Regions from separate parts of the Homo sapiens genome. Here region 1 is linked to region 2. The links are chromatin contacts, found by Hi-C or POLR2A ChIA-PET in ENCODE. All regions are on one chromosome and are shown on one strand. The core of a region is the stretch at or near the end of the contact, and the rest is flanking DNA. Distances in the headings are between cores, read along the strand shown. Region 1 holds the start of C14orf132 (chromosome 14 open reading frame 132). Region 2 holds the start of SYNE3 (spectrin repeat containing nuclear envelope family member 3).

Region 1 (7,110 bases), core at 3,400-5,899, 520 kb before region 2:
TTTGCCGGCTGAGCCTCCCTGGCTATTCATTCCAAATCTCCCTTTCTTGATGATGGGAATAATAAAGGCACCCACCTCAACTACAGGTTTCCCACCTCTGGCAGGTGTGGCCTGGAGAGAGGGAGAAGCTCAGTTTTGGAGCAAGTTCCAAGGCTATGTCACTCTGGGCCCAAACATTTTAAGTTGCTGAATCGATACTGTGTTAGGTGACTTCCAGTGACCACATGAGTTTTTAATGGCCTAAGGGTGACCAGAGAGCCAGGGATCTGTTTCATCCAGGGAGGGAGAAGTGGGAGGGTGGATGTATCCTATAGGGTGGGCTTACACTCTGAGTCTCACCCTTCATTGACCACTGGGATCAGCTGGGGAATGCAAGGAAAGTGCTGGTGCCTGGCTCCCACCCCTAGAATCTGATGGGAGTATCGGAGGTGAGACCTGGGCAGCAGGACTCTTGAAAGCTCCCAGGTGATTCTAATGGCAACAACATTTGAGAACCACTGGCTTGAAACCACTCACTGCAGGGACGGGACAGTGCAAGACAAAAAGAAGGTTGAGCTTTTAGACCCGAGGCATGCTTTAACAGGAGAGTTACGCCATAAGAACAAGTGAAGGAGCCCTCCTGTCTCTGTTGTCCATCCCATTCCCCCATAATGAGTGCTGGCTTAGCATGCAGAACGTTCCTGAAATGTTCGCTCCCTTCCCCCAGCATGTGCCTCTGTGTCACTGCACTTCTTGGATGATGTGGGCTTCCCCTGGAGCAAGTGAGCATCCCAACGGGCCCAAGTGGAAGCTAAGGCTTTTTAGGACTTGGCCACAGAATGTCACCAATACTGCATTCTCTTCACCAAGAAAGCCACTAGACTTTCTCTTCACCAAGGACAGTCCCAGATTTAAGGGGAGAAGAATCAGATTCCAGCTCTTGAAGTGGTGGGCAGCAAGCATGTCCAGGAGGGAGACAGGGAATGCATGGCGGCTGTCTTTGAACATGCGTGATCCTGCCAATGAAACAGGGATTTTGGACTCAGTCCTAAAAGACTGTGATTCTCGCCTTGTCCCCAGCCCACTGGACATCCAGGTGGCCCTGTCCTCTTGGCCACTCCTGGCCTAAGAGAAATGAATGGCCTTTTTCACTGTTCACATCCTCCAGAGTCACCAGAGACTCAGGCACTGTGTGGAGTGGGGCTGGGGTGTTTCCAGGGTAGGGGAGAGGGCAACTGGGAGCCTCCAGGGCTCAGAAGTAAGATGGGGTCCACGAGCACACTCTCAGTGCCTGCAGCCTCTCTTACACTGTCATACAGCCACGTGTACTGCACCAGGGAGGGCACCTCTGTCTAAGAGGATTTGCCAGATAACTGGTGTCTACTCTGTACACCCAAAGAGGATATCTATTTAATGCTTAGCTTTTGAGTGGAAAATCTTTCTAAAATGGCTTATGTGTTCTGGGTCTTCTTAAGCCAAAAACAGGAATCACATTTAACAACATGGGGAAGAAGAAACGTGGGCTTGGAGTCACGTGGATCTGGTTTCACTGACTTAGTTAATCACACAAGCATGCATGCCCAGCCCCAGGAATCCCTCCAGCTTCTATCCTCTACAGGGGCTGAGGTTTTCCCAAGGGACTGCTTCAACTATATGCCATTCTCCTGCTCAATAACTTGCAATGGCTCCCACTGCCTTACTGATTAGATGCAAACTTCTCACCCCAGCAATCAGCACCTTCTATAATCTGGCCCTGGCCTCTGTCTCCCAGCCCTCCTGCACCCCATCCTCTAGCTTTCTGAAGAACTCTGTGAATATTTTCTGGACTTCGCTATCTCGATATCTCTCCACCTAGAACAGTCTTAACTCCCAGGCCCACCAGGAGATATATGCCTACAGTTCTAATCCATCTTCAGCCCCCATTCTCAAAGTCCTGATGATGACAGCTGTTCAGTGGCATTGGCATTTGACACTTTGAATTCACCATCTTCTCCTGTTAATGTCTTTTCATGAACATACATCTTGTCCTCATCCAATCCTCTAATAAATACTTGAGGACCTACTACGTGCTGGGCACCTTCTTCAACCCAGCCCAGCCCTTTAGCCATTCCCCTCTGTGTCTTAGCCGGGCCCATCATTTCTTGAAGCTTTTATAAACATGCAGAAAGAAAATCTACGTCCTATTCAAGTTTGTCCCACAGGATCCCTGTCCCAGTGCCTGATACGGAGCTTGTCACAAGGCAGGTACTAGACATTTGCTGAGCAAGTGGATGGATGCACCAACATTTCGCTGCAAACTGCCCCCTGCTGAGGGAAAGACTGCACAGAGAGACAGTGACTGTCACACACACCTGGTGGCCACAGGACACACCAGGAGCAGGGTCTGAGCACTTGCTCCAGCCAAGCACTGCGAAGTATTGCAGGTAGGGAAGTAACAGTTCCCATCCTTATGGGGATAATGGGATGAATCAACAGCAGAAAGCAATCTACTAGAAAGGCACAATAGTAAGCCCACTTCCCAGAGGGAAGAGAAGAGAGAAATCATTCTGAAATAGATCTGTCCTGTACCTTACATCGTATCTTTCTCAGGATGAAGCAATAAGGTGGAAAACCCTTTGCAGATACTCAGGCCCAGATGTGAAATCCAGTTCTCCTCCTTGCAAATGGCATGCTCTTGGGCAAATTATTTAATCTCGTTTAGTGTCCTGACCTGTAAAATGGGGCCTCCGTCATGGACTTGTAAGGATTTGCTGTGATAAAATATGCCAAGCACCCAGCGTCTGGCACATAGTAGGTGCTCAACAAACCTTAGCGTCTGTTCTCATATGTGTGGTACTTCATGTTTCTGTTCCTTGCAGCTAGCACAGTACTGCGCATGTAACCAGTGTCAAAAATGTGTCAAGGAGAATACATTGACCGAGTGGAATGTGAATTGTAAACAAAAAAGGAAAAATAGGAACCTGGTCTCTGGGCAGATTCTGCCTGAAGACGTTAAAAAGCCCTGTATTTATTTCGTCAAGTTGCCATGGCAGCAACTGATGCTCCAGCCAGCTCCAGGGTTAGCAGGGATCAGTTTATCTTGTTAACCATGGAAATTCCGGAGGTTCAGTGGGATCCAGAGGGGAAGGCAGACACAGTTCTTCTCCAGTCTAGAAATAAATCCTGGAAAGCCTCCTTAGTTTTCATGTAGCTAAAACCATCATTATCTAAAATGATGTTTACATGACAATTTTTATAAGTATGGATTTAGGCACAGGAGATGTAAAATCAGGCAAAAAAAAAAGGGCCAGCGATACTCAGAAGGGCAATTAGCATCATGGAAAACTTAAGGGGCTGCCGGAGAGCCAGGATCTAGACCCCCAGAACTAACTTGGGGCTTCCGCATCTTTTAAGCCTCCATTTGCAGACTCGCTGTCCACACACAGTCTGGATTTTGCTGTCACTTTTTAAACAGGCTTCCACTACAGGTGAAGCTTGGGGAAAAAGCAAGTGTCCCCTCAAACTTCGTTCCCTGTAAAAGAAAACAGCAGCAGATGGGGTCCCTGCCACACACCCTGGAGACAGAAGGGAGCCTGGGTGGCCTCCCGACCTCTCTGCTCCCACCATAACCAACCAACACAACCAGAGAAGGTGCAAGATGTGGCTTTGGTAGATTGGGACTTACTCTCCCAGGCCAAACGCAGCCCTTCCCTGGAGCCAGCTCTGGGTCTTCTCTAGGGTCACAGACTGATGGAGAAATCCGGGATTTGTCTTTGTTCTGGCTCAAGAGAGTTAAGGCACAGAAATAGAATCATCACCCAAGCTCAGAACTCCAGGGCATTCTGCCGGAGGAAAATTCAAGCTGTGAGAGATTTGTTTTTCCGGCCACTGGGAGCCTGTTTGTGTCGGGGAGGGGGGTGGGGGGGTTCTGGCCGCGCTGGGCACTGGTGGCTCCATCAGACTCTACACAAAGCAAAACAGGACAAACGACCGCGGCGCGTCGACGCTTGGCGGGTCACGGTCACAAAGCGGGTCTCAGAGCCTTCCTCAGGCGGCGGCAAAGGGGGCGCCCGAGGTCACCGGCAAGAGACAGATTACTGGCGCCTCGGGAAAACAGAGTGGGGAAGGGCGAGACTGTGTGCCCATCCACGTTCGCGCGGGTCTGAGCTGGCCCGGCCTTGGAGGGCTCCGGGACCCCAGAAGGGGGACAGCAGTGGGGGATGGGCAGAAGGGGGCGACTCGGGCTGCCCAGGCTCCTCGCAGCCTTCCTGCCAACGAGAGGGGCCCGGGCGGGAACAGCTCGAGCCGCGGGGGTGCGGGGCGCGCAGCCCGCCCCACCCCGGGAGAGCCGCGATCGCCGCCCCCGACGCGTGCACCAAGTGGGGGTGTCCGGCTCGGGACAAAGGACCGGGACGCGGATCGCGGGCGGGCGCCACTGCCCAGCCCCAGCGTGGAGGGCGAGACCGTGGCCCCGAACCTCCCCAAACTTGGCGGCCCGGGGCGCGTGGGGGGGACGCCCCGTTACCTGCGCGGCCATAAAGGAGAGATCCATGGTGTCGCTGCAGCCAGCGCTCGAGTCCTCGCTGCTGCCGCTGCCGCTGCGGGTCAGCCGCCTGCACAGTTGGCGGGGATCGGGCTGAGCAGCGAGCGTCCGGAGACCGCACGGCGCACTCGGCTGTCTCTGGGCTTCTGGCTCCAGATCTCTACTAGGCGGAGGGCCCCGAGCGCGGGGGCGGGCGGGGCGGGGTGGGGCGGGGCTCGGCGGACGGGGCGCCCCTCCACGTGACCACTCCCCGCCCCACCCCCGGGGCGGGGTCCGTCAGAAACCCCAAGCGCTCGCAATCGCCTCCCTTCGTGGGCGGGATGGGGAAACTGAGGCCCGAGGCCGCCCCGCTGGTTGGTGCAAGAACCAGCCTGCAACCCAAGTCCTGAGCTGTTGGCGCCCCGCCCCGTGCAGTTGAACCCAACCCACCCGGGGCTGTGGGCAGCGCTCTCTTGGGGCTGACACGTTATCCCGAGCCTGAGGACCAAGATCGGAGTGACCTGGCTTTCCACGCCAACGCTCCTCCCAGAGTCCGGTGTACTCCCGGCTCGGCATCTGGGCAGAACGAGGTTTAATCCTAGCCCTGCTTTGTTGTGCAGCTTGAGCAAGATAGTGTCTTTGAGCCTAGATTTCCTCATCTGTGAAAAGAGAATACAGAACCGAATAATTAAATGAGATAGGGAATATAGCACGCGGTGTCCTCAATAAATGAGAGCCCTAACATGGCTAATCATCCAATAGAGACGAGGCTGTGAGTGGTGTCTTCGAGGACCGCACGGTGCTCAGGTTGCACAGCGGGTACTCCATGGCTCTCAGCTCAAACCAGTATCGAAAATCATGCAGGTGCCACAGTTCAAGTAAGGGGAACAGAAGAGACGCCCACAGGGGCCCATTGCTCTGTATGTGTGTGTGTGTGTGTGTGTGTGTGTGGTGGACACCACAGACTTGGTGACACGTGGAGGCTTTGCCCTCCGGGGGCTCACTGGGAGGGAACCAGCTGTACTCTAAGGAGTCTCAGTGAGTACGACTGGTCCCTTTGGGTGATGTCTCTTCCAGGTACTTTACACTCATGGTCATCACGAGCCTCTGTGAGGGGCAGCCTGGGACTCCCAGACTTTGTCACAGGCAAGGAAGCTGTGGCACAGGGAGATGGAGGGGTTTGTTCAAGGTCCCCCGGCAGCTGGGGGCCCAGTAGGGACTGTGGCTATGGGAATGGGACCAGAACCTCACTGACCTACAGAAGGCTTTCAGTGTTATCTTTCCTGTAACTTTCCTTTCTTTTCTTTTCCTTCCCTTCCTTTCTCCCTCCTTTTCTTCCTCCTCTTCCTTCTCTCCTTCTCTCCCCTTCCCCCCACTTTTTTCTTTCTTTTCTCTTTTCACTTTTCCTGTCATGCTTGCCTCCTCCCTTCCTCCTCTGGTCTCTAAACCCTCCAGTTCCCTGGCCCTCCCTTCCCTCCCTGTTTTTAGCCAGTACTGCACTCACCACACCCATCATTCCTGCCACCTCCCAGCCTAGTCCACACGGGGCCTGCCCAAACAGTCCATGCCAAGAGCCGCCCACCTCCTCCCACCCTTCCTGTGGCCAATAGCAAAGCAGCCTGCCCAGAACTGCCCAGGGCTCCCCGTCTGCTGTAAGAAATATTATGTACACGGCATACTTCACAATAAAAGGGCGTATAGGTTGTGTGTGTGCAATTTGAAAAATAATATAGCCTTGCATAGGTTAAAAAGTGGAACAATAAAAAACAGTCGTGAAGTCCTACTGTGTATCTCTCCAAAGGCATCTCCTACCTGCCCCCTTTCCAGGGTCACCTCCATCCTATTTAGTATTCACTCTTGTCAATTCTCTTGCTTTTCTTTATAGTTTTACCTTTATAGATTACCTGCTTTAACCCTTTGTAGAAAAATTAAATTGCTCTAAATTTGCTCTTCCATGTCTTCTTTGTTGTTTTCTCAGCATTATTTGTGTAGTTGACGTATATTGTTTTTCAGTGCTACACAATATTCCATTTGTATGTCCTTATCACAGTTTTTATTGATGCACTAGCCCTTTGATGGATACTTTGGTCATCTCCAGGTTTTCTGATAACGCCAAAAAAAAATGCTGCTGTGAATACTCTCGATCTTGTCTTTGGATGCACAGGTGCAAGGGGTCCTCAGGGAATACGCTAGGAATGGAACAGTTGGGTATTGTGGTCAGCTCATCTGTGCTTTTACTAATTGATGCCCATTGCTTTCCAGTTTCTGATTTCCAAGGAGGCTTCATCCATTTTATTATCCTACCTATAGTAGGCATGGGTTTTTATTGCTCCACAATTGACCAACACTTTGTATTGTTAGGATTTTTTTTTAAGTTTTGCAAATATGATATGATGAAGTAGTGTTTCATTTGGATTTGATCCTCATTTCTCTGATTACTAATGACATTAAGCATCTTTTATACATCTATTGATCAGTTTCATTTCCTTTGATGAGAAATGCCTTTCACCAGGTCTTTTGTGCTTGTTTTAAAATTTTGCTTATTTTTTTATTGACTCAGGAAAAGTATATGTTTTAGATATTAATCTTGCTAGTTATAGGTTTTTAAATATCATCTTTCATTTTACATT
Region 2 (7,424 bases), core at 1-2,500:
CTTTACAATTTAATCTCTTAGGATACTGACTTTTACACGGATCTGTTCTACAAACATCTGCCATCCCTGCTAAGAAACAAAAAAGGAAAACAGCATCCCGGAAGCCCTGGATTTGGGCCAGTTACTAACCCCGCATCTGTAAAATCGCTAGCCGCACCTAAACTGTGATGACTGGAGTTCACATAAAACCTAGTTTTACAACTTGTATCCTTCATTAGTAGCGCTCATCTGATCCAGAGGCGGTGAAGCCAATCATGCAACCATGTAATTACTCGGAAAAAGATAAGGGTTGGGGCCCAGGACTGTTCAAAGCTGGGCTGGATGCACAGGAAGGCCAGTGACTGCTGACCTGGGAGGAGAGCGCCAGGGTGCGAAGGCTTCCAGCCATCAAGCAGTAGGAGTTTGGCAGAAGGCTGTGGAGCAAACGCCGGGCCAAGGCAACTTCATGTGCACAGGCACAGAGGCAGATACAGTTTAGACATTCTGGGACAAGGTTAAAGGGTTGGCGTGGCTGGAGCAGGGGTTGGGAGAGTGGGAGGATGTTTCTGCTGGTGGGGAGGGAGAGGTGAGGCGCATTCTGAGGCCTTGGGTTTGTTGGGGGTTCACATTATGCCTGGGGATTCACATCCCTTGTGACTCCTGGACTGTGGGCCCGGACTGTGGGGGTGGGAGAGGACGGGCAGGGTGCCACTACCCCCCACCCCGCCCTTTCTCCCCGCGCGAGGCTGGCTGATGAGTGTCATTTTCTTCTTGGATTTCGCGCCTACGGGCGGTGTGCCCCTTCCAAGGCCCCCACCTCCGCTCTGTGAGGGCAAGATCTGCCGGTGTCCTAATCCCTTTTCCATGTCTGGGCGCACAGATCCAACTTTCCCGGAGAGGCAGCTCCGCGCCATCCCCTAGGATGAGAAGAGGGTGGGTGGCTGTGTGTGTGTCGGGGAGACAGACAGGGGCCAGGGCTCCGGGCTGCTTTCCAGGCAAGCGTGGACAGGACCCCCCCCTTAACCCCCGCCCCGGGTCCGCGACAGGGAGCGGTGAGGCTTTTCTTCGGCCCTGGTCCCCGGGGCCACGCAGGATGTCCGCCGGGCTGGGGTTGCGCACCCGGGGCCTCCGCTGAGCGCGTGCGGAGAGGGGCGCGGCCTCTCCCGCGGGGCCACCGGGCGGGTCCCGGCGGGGGCGGGGGTACTCGCGGTGTCCGGGCCCGCCCCAGCCCTGCCCCGCCCCGGAGCCGCCCGGGACGCAGGGAGGAGGGAAGGAGGCTCGGCCCCAGCTACCCGCGGCGCCGCGCTCCTCCACGCTCCGGGAGGGTAAGTGGCACGGGGCCGGGAGGCCAGGCCTGGGGCCGGGGGCCGGGGGCCGGGGGCCGGGCGGGTGGGGTCCTCAGCCCCTGGCCCAGCTCTGACACAGCCCCGGGAATCGGGGGCGCCGAAAGTCTGGGGGACCTGGGGAGGCGCGCCCGGCGCGGGGGCGGGGGCCCCGGCGTGACAGCTGCGGGCGGGCGGGTATTTTTAGTTTAAATCCAACCGTTCTGTGCTGGCTGCGAAATTCCCGAGCCTTTCCTTTCAACCCCGGGGAGCTTCGGCCGGCCCACAAGAAAAAGCCCTAAAGCCCCGGGCAGCGCGCCCCAGCGGGCCGGGTGCCTCCTCGGGGCTTCCCTCTGCCTCCCCTAGGGGCGGGCTGACCTGTCACCAAGGCTTGCGCGCGGCGGGGGCCCAATCCGCTCCTGGCGACCGCGAGCGCGCTCAGTAGTGCCTGGGAGAGCAGAGCAGGCGGCGAAGAGGGGAAGTCCAACCCCGAATGCTCAGTTTCGTTCAGACGCCTTTTGGCTATGCAAACTTGGCAAGCAGCTCAACCTCTCTGAGCCTCATTCCCACATTTCTAAAGGGGAGGGCAGTGAGGCCAGAGATGGCTTGCAGGGCCTGAGAGAGCCTCAGATGGATGTTGACTTCCCCTGGGGTCTTGGGATCTTGACCCCAAACAGCAGACCCATTGATGTGGCCCATTGGTCAACCCGGGAGCAGTGTCCTACACCGCCCAGCTGACCTCTGCTTCAAAACTGGAAGCCAGGGGCCTCCAGCCTGGGCGGGGTGATAATGAATATTTTCAGTTAACCACTTTGGCCCTGAAGCTCCAACCCTGGGCTTTCCTGGGACTCTCCCAGGTTCCTGGTCACCCCTTTCAACTCTGAAGGGTCACCCTTATCCCTGCACTGGGTGGGGGGGCTTTCTACAGCCAAGGGCTGCTAGTGGGATAGCTTGATGTGTCTTGGGGGCATGCCCCATCCCACATGAATGAGGGCATGAGGAGAATGGACCGTCCTCCCAGAAAGGAGAGCATGTCATAAAATCACTGCCATTCTGAGCTTGGCAGGACAGCGTCCTTCATCCACCAAGAGAAGCAGAAACAGGCCCAGAGAGGGGGAGTGATTTGCCCAGAGCCACACTGCCTGGCTCTCTTGAAGGGCCTGGGCTTGCCGCCTGCACTTCCAGGGCAGCCAACAGCCCATAGGAGTCAGGAGCTGGGAGGTGGGAGGGGCATATCAGTGCCAACGAGCTGTTTTGCTCAGTTTCCTGTCACTGTGCCCCAGCGGGATGCTCCAGCACATGTGGGTCTGCACATTCCTCAGGCCGGACGGTGCTCGGCAGGCTGACAGCCACAGCTGTGCCAAGCCTGCTGGCCCCAGGCGTTGTTTTCAACCAGAGAGGCCCCTCTGGGGGTGGCTGAGCGGGAAGTGGGCTGGGATGTCTTATTTCTGGAACTCGTGTCTTGCTGGGGGTCCTGAGAAGAAGGCCTGAGGATGTGTTGGTGGCACAGAGGGAAGTGGTGAGAATCCAGGCTCAGGTTTCTGCCTCCAGGTACAGTCTGGCACCTGGCTCCCTGCAGGTACACTTCAGAGTGAGTTGGAGTCCTTTCTGTCTGTCTCCATGGGAACAAGGCTCCTGCTCGGGTGCTTTGCATGCTCTCCAGCAGCCATGGACCTGGCCATGCCTGGGCAGCCCCTTTGCCTTGTGATGCAGCCTGGAGCGGGCTGCCGGGGGGCCCTGGCTTGGCGGCCCCGGGAGGCAAGACTGGGCAGGCCCAGCTCAACGTCAAAAGCACCCTGGAGCCTTTGGGAACCCACTGGGCAGCTAGGCTTCCCGCATTGTCCAGCTGTTAGGAATGGGGCAGTCAAGTTGGATTGCCTGAGTCCAGTCCTGCCTTAGCCCGTTCCTGGCTGTGTAGCCTTGGGAAAGTTGCTTCACCTTTCAGAGCTTCAGCGTCCTTCCCCGTGGAAAGGGGCTAACCATAGCACGGCAGGTGTTGCCTCGCAGGGCCTCATGAGCACTAAACGAGCTTTGCCCTGATCAGCATTTTGTATGGTGTCAGACACAGCACATGTGAGAAGGTGTCACAGTTTGAGGCGAAGGGGCCTCGTCGGGATACCTGGGTTCCCCTCTGCTCTGCCTCTGCCCCTCTTCTCCCTGCCTTGATTTCCCCTTGTCTGTCAATGGTGGGTAGTCCTGGCTCACCCCCCTCATGGTCCTCCCAGCACTGAAAGCTGGCCCTTGGCCCCAGGGAGGGCAGGAGGCTCTTGACCCCAAACAGCTGACCCATTGATGTGGCCCATTGGTCAACCCAGGAGCAGTGTCCTACACCGCCTAGCTGACCTCTGCTTCAAAACTGGAAGCCAGGGGACTCCAGCCTGGGCGGGGTGATAATGAATATTTTCAGTTAACCACTTTGGCCCTGAAGCTCCAACCCTGGGCTGCCCTGGGACTCTTTCCCAGGTTCCTGGTCACCCCTTTCAACTCTGAAGGGTTCTAGAGAAGCCTACAGAGGGACTCAAATGTGTTCGTGGGGTCTTCCAAAGCTCTTCCTGCCTCTCACCTCCTAGGATCTGGTAGTAGGCAAGGCTGTCATTGCTTGCCCATTTACAGATGAGAAGGCTGATATCCAGCGGCTGGATGTGGTACAGCCAGGATTAGAACTAAGGGCTTTTGACCTGATGCTCTTCCTGGCACCACATGGCCTATCTTAGACAATCCAAGGACAAAGTTGTACGTTCATCACTGGGAAAACAGTACTGACCGGACAGGATGCTTGTCTTCATTAAGTCATCAGTACTTGCTGGAAAAGAATATGGATTCTGAATATATATATATATATATATATATATATATATATAATCTAAGCAGCCTGACTGGACCACAAAGATAGGAACCCAGGAGCAGCAGTGTTTCCTGACCCTCCCATCCTGAAAGGAACCTTTGCTTTAGGACTTAGGGATGATGTTCTGGGGCTGAGCAGCTAGGAAGCTAGGAAGTGGACGGGGGACAAGTTTGGGAAGCTGATGCCCTAATTTTGACCTCTTGAAATACTTCCCTTTTGGGGTTGCTGCGAAGATAATTGAGGTAACTGGGGATGATGCTTTAGCAGAATGCCCGGCATGGTGCGGGCACACCATAAATAGGACTGATGGTTTTTATTATTACTAACCCTCTACTATCATTGTAACACCAGAGTGCAGCCTGGATCTCTCGCCTGGGTTTCTAGGCTGCAGACGTGGTATAGAGAATCCTAGCATCTCCATGGAGAACTGCTAAGGCAATTATAAAAGCTCAAAACACAACCAAACTAAGCAATGAGTTGTTTAGTGACACATAGCTGAGAAGTAAAATGACGACAAAAAGCAAGAAGGTGATTAGCTTAAATAAAAGCCAAGCATTACCACGCGTGCTGAGGAAAGGTGAGAGAGGATCAGGAGAGTCGGGGGGGCAGTTACAAAGGAGATCACTTTGTAGTTACTGGCTAATTACATGTATGTTTTATACATGCCTTTATACGTAGATTCTATTTCACAAAGTTAAGCTGGTTTAAAAAAGAAAAAGGCAAGGGAATGATAATGCAAAATCAAGGTGATTATCTTTGGGGAGAAGTGGGTAATTGATCAGGGAGATGTCTGTTTCACTCTCAGTGGGATCCATTATGTTCTGTTTCTTCAGTCCAGTGGTAGGCTTGTGAGTGTTATTTTTTATTTATTTTATGTATGTATTTATTTATTTTTTGAGACAGAGTCTTGCTCTGTCACCCAGGCTGGAGTGCAGTGGCCTGATCTCGGATCACTGCAAGCTCCACCTGCCGGGTTTACGCCATTCTCCTGCCTCAGCCTCCCGAGTAGCTGGGACTACAGGCGCCCACCACCACGTCCGGCTAATTTTTTGTATTTTTTTTTTTAGTAGAGACGGGGTTTCATCGTGTTAGCCAGGATGGTCTTGATCTCCTGACCTCGTGATCTGCCCACCTCAGCCTCCCAAAGTGCTAGGATTACAGGCATGAGCCACCGTGCCCAGCCTATTTATTTATTTTTTTGAGACAGAGTCTCACTCTGTTGCCCAGGCTGGAGTGCAGTGGCACAATCTCAGCTCACAGCAACCTCCACCTCCCAGGTTCAAGCCATTGTTCTGCCTCAGCCTCCTGAGTAGCTGGGATTACAGGCATGTGCCACCATGCCTGGCTAAGGGCGTTATTTTTAAATATTTTTATGCTTCATTATTTACAAATAGGAGGCGCATATATTCCATTATATATATATAATCTTACATAATACAAATGAAATTAAAAGATCATGTGGAGCATTTTCAGATGCTTTCTTAGAAAATCTGCCTCTCTCCTCAGATTCCAATGTTAATCTGGCTGGATTTAAAAAATAAAGCAAAAAATTCTGTTGTATGACACATGATTTTATGTGTCATAAATCTTTATGTAGGAGACACGATCTTTAATGTAGGAGACATGATCTCTGTCTTCCCAAATCATACAACAAGTAAGATAATAATAACACTCTATGACCTCAGATGATCAACAGGATTTTTAAAGGTCCTGGCCTAATGATTTATGCTTCTGAATCATAAAATCCTGAAATATTTGAGCTGGAAGGAACCTCAGGTCACCTGGACCAATCTACTGGTTTTATAACAAAACGAAGTGTCCTGGCCGAGGTCACACACGTAGGGAATACACTTCTCTCCAGGCTGCCACAGCTGTGTGACTCTCATGCAGACACCACCCGACAGACAGACCAGTGAGAGTCTTGGGTCACAAGGCTCCTCCTTAGGGCACTCAGGGAGAGAGACGGGAAGTATACCTGAGATTAAACTGATAGGATCATTTTATTTATTTTATTTAATTTATTTATTTATTTATTTTTTGAGAAGGAGTCTTGCTCTGTCTCCCAGGCTGGAGTGCAGTGGTGTGATCTCAGCTCACCGTAACCTCTGCCTCCCGGGTTCAAGCAGTTCTCCTGCCCCAGCCTCCTGAGTAGCTGGGACTACAGTTGCATGCCACCATGCCCAGCTAATTTTATTATTATTATTTTTTTGTATTTTTAGTAGAGACAGGGTTTCACCTTGTTGGCCAGGATGGTCTCAATCTCCTGACCTCGTGATCCACCCACCTCGGTCTCCCAAAATGCTGGGATTACAGGCGTGAGTCACCGCGCCTGGCCCAGGATCATTTTATTTTTAAAAAGTCAGAAGAGAGTTACATTTTACGATGGAACCACACATTTCTAGAACTTACATGAACAGAAACATCCTCAAAGAAAACACAGAAGCAGTGCTTAGAATCTTCTTTCCTACAGGAAGTCCTCTTAGGAAAGAGCTCCTCTCACTCATCCTATTTTTTGCAGGCGTACTTGATTCCCAAAACAATTGAGTGCTGCAGTTATGGTTATTTCCATTTTCCAGTGGGGGAAGCAGGTTCAGAGAGGTTCAGTGCCTTGACCCAAATCACGCAGCAGGTGAAGATGGAGCAGGACTTTCATCCAGAGCGGGAGTGGAAAGGATGAGCCACTTTTGTTTTCAGTGCATTGTGCTATGAGCACATTCTTCACTCCTTAGATGCTGAAATTCCGCAGCCCAGCCCAGCCTGGGCGGGCCATGGGGAAATGCCCTGGTGGAGGACAGTTGGGTGATGGCTTTCCAGCTGTCAGATCACAGAGATGATCTAGAGGCTAAAGCTCTACCTCTGTCTTGCTGCTCTCCTGCAAGGAAGCCCACTGCCTTTGTGGCATGGGCAGTGGTGCATCGGGAGTTGGGAGAATCCATCCCATTTTGGTCCTGCACTTTTTTTTTTTTGAGACGGAGTCTCACTCTGTTGCCCAGGCTGGAGTGCAATGGTGCAATCTCGGCTCACTGCCACCTCCGCCTCCCGGGTTCAAGCAATTCTCCTGCCTCAGCTTCCTGAGTAGCTGGGACTACAGGCACCTGCCACCACGCCCAGCTAGTTTTTGTATTTTTAGTAGAGATGGGGTTTCACCATGCTAGCCAGCTTGGTCTCAACTCCCAACCTCAGGCGATCCACCGGCCTCGGCTAGGATTACAGGCATGAGCCACCAAACCCGACCAAGTGCTGCACATTTTGATTCTTGGCCATCTTCTTCTCTCATC

The links. A loop is a pair of places that touch in the nucleus more often than their neighbours do. ChIA-PET counts read pairs that join two places held with the same protein, here RNA polymerase II (POLR2A). Pooled maps may share reads with other maps.
Region 1: a loop to region 2 is called in a map of CD4-positive, alpha-beta T cell, with 6 times the contacts of the local background. The contact joins the promoter of C14orf132 here to the promoter of SYNE3 in region 2. A Hi-C loop is called at or near these places in 1 of 168 maps with a recorded cell type or tissue (CD4-positive, alpha-beta T cell) and 1 of 50 pooled maps. POLR2A ChIA-PET finds 5 or more read pairs at or near these places in 1 of 52 experiments (activated CD4-positive, alpha-beta T cell).

Annotation. Positions count from the first base shown.
Region 1 is chr14:96,036,901-96,044,010 of GRCh38, reverse strand. C14orf132 (chromosome 14 open reading frame 132) reads right to left here and starts at 4,649. Exons shown (of 2, transcript NM_001252507.3): 1 at 4,484-4,649. The coding sequence starts at 4,510. RefSeq lists silencers at 4,540-4,589, 4,610-4,799.
Region 2 is chr14:95,510,476-95,517,899 of GRCh38, reverse strand. It overlaps SYNE3 (spectrin repeat containing nuclear envelope family member 3), which reads left to right and starts at 1,250. Exons shown (of 18, transcript NM_152592.6): 1 at 1,250-1,304. SYNE3-AS1 (SYNE3 antisense RNA 1) reads right to left here and starts at 1,780. Exons shown (of 2, transcript NR_188030.1): 1 at 1,680-1,780; 2 at 1-896. RefSeq lists silencers at 995-1,804, 1,554-1,848.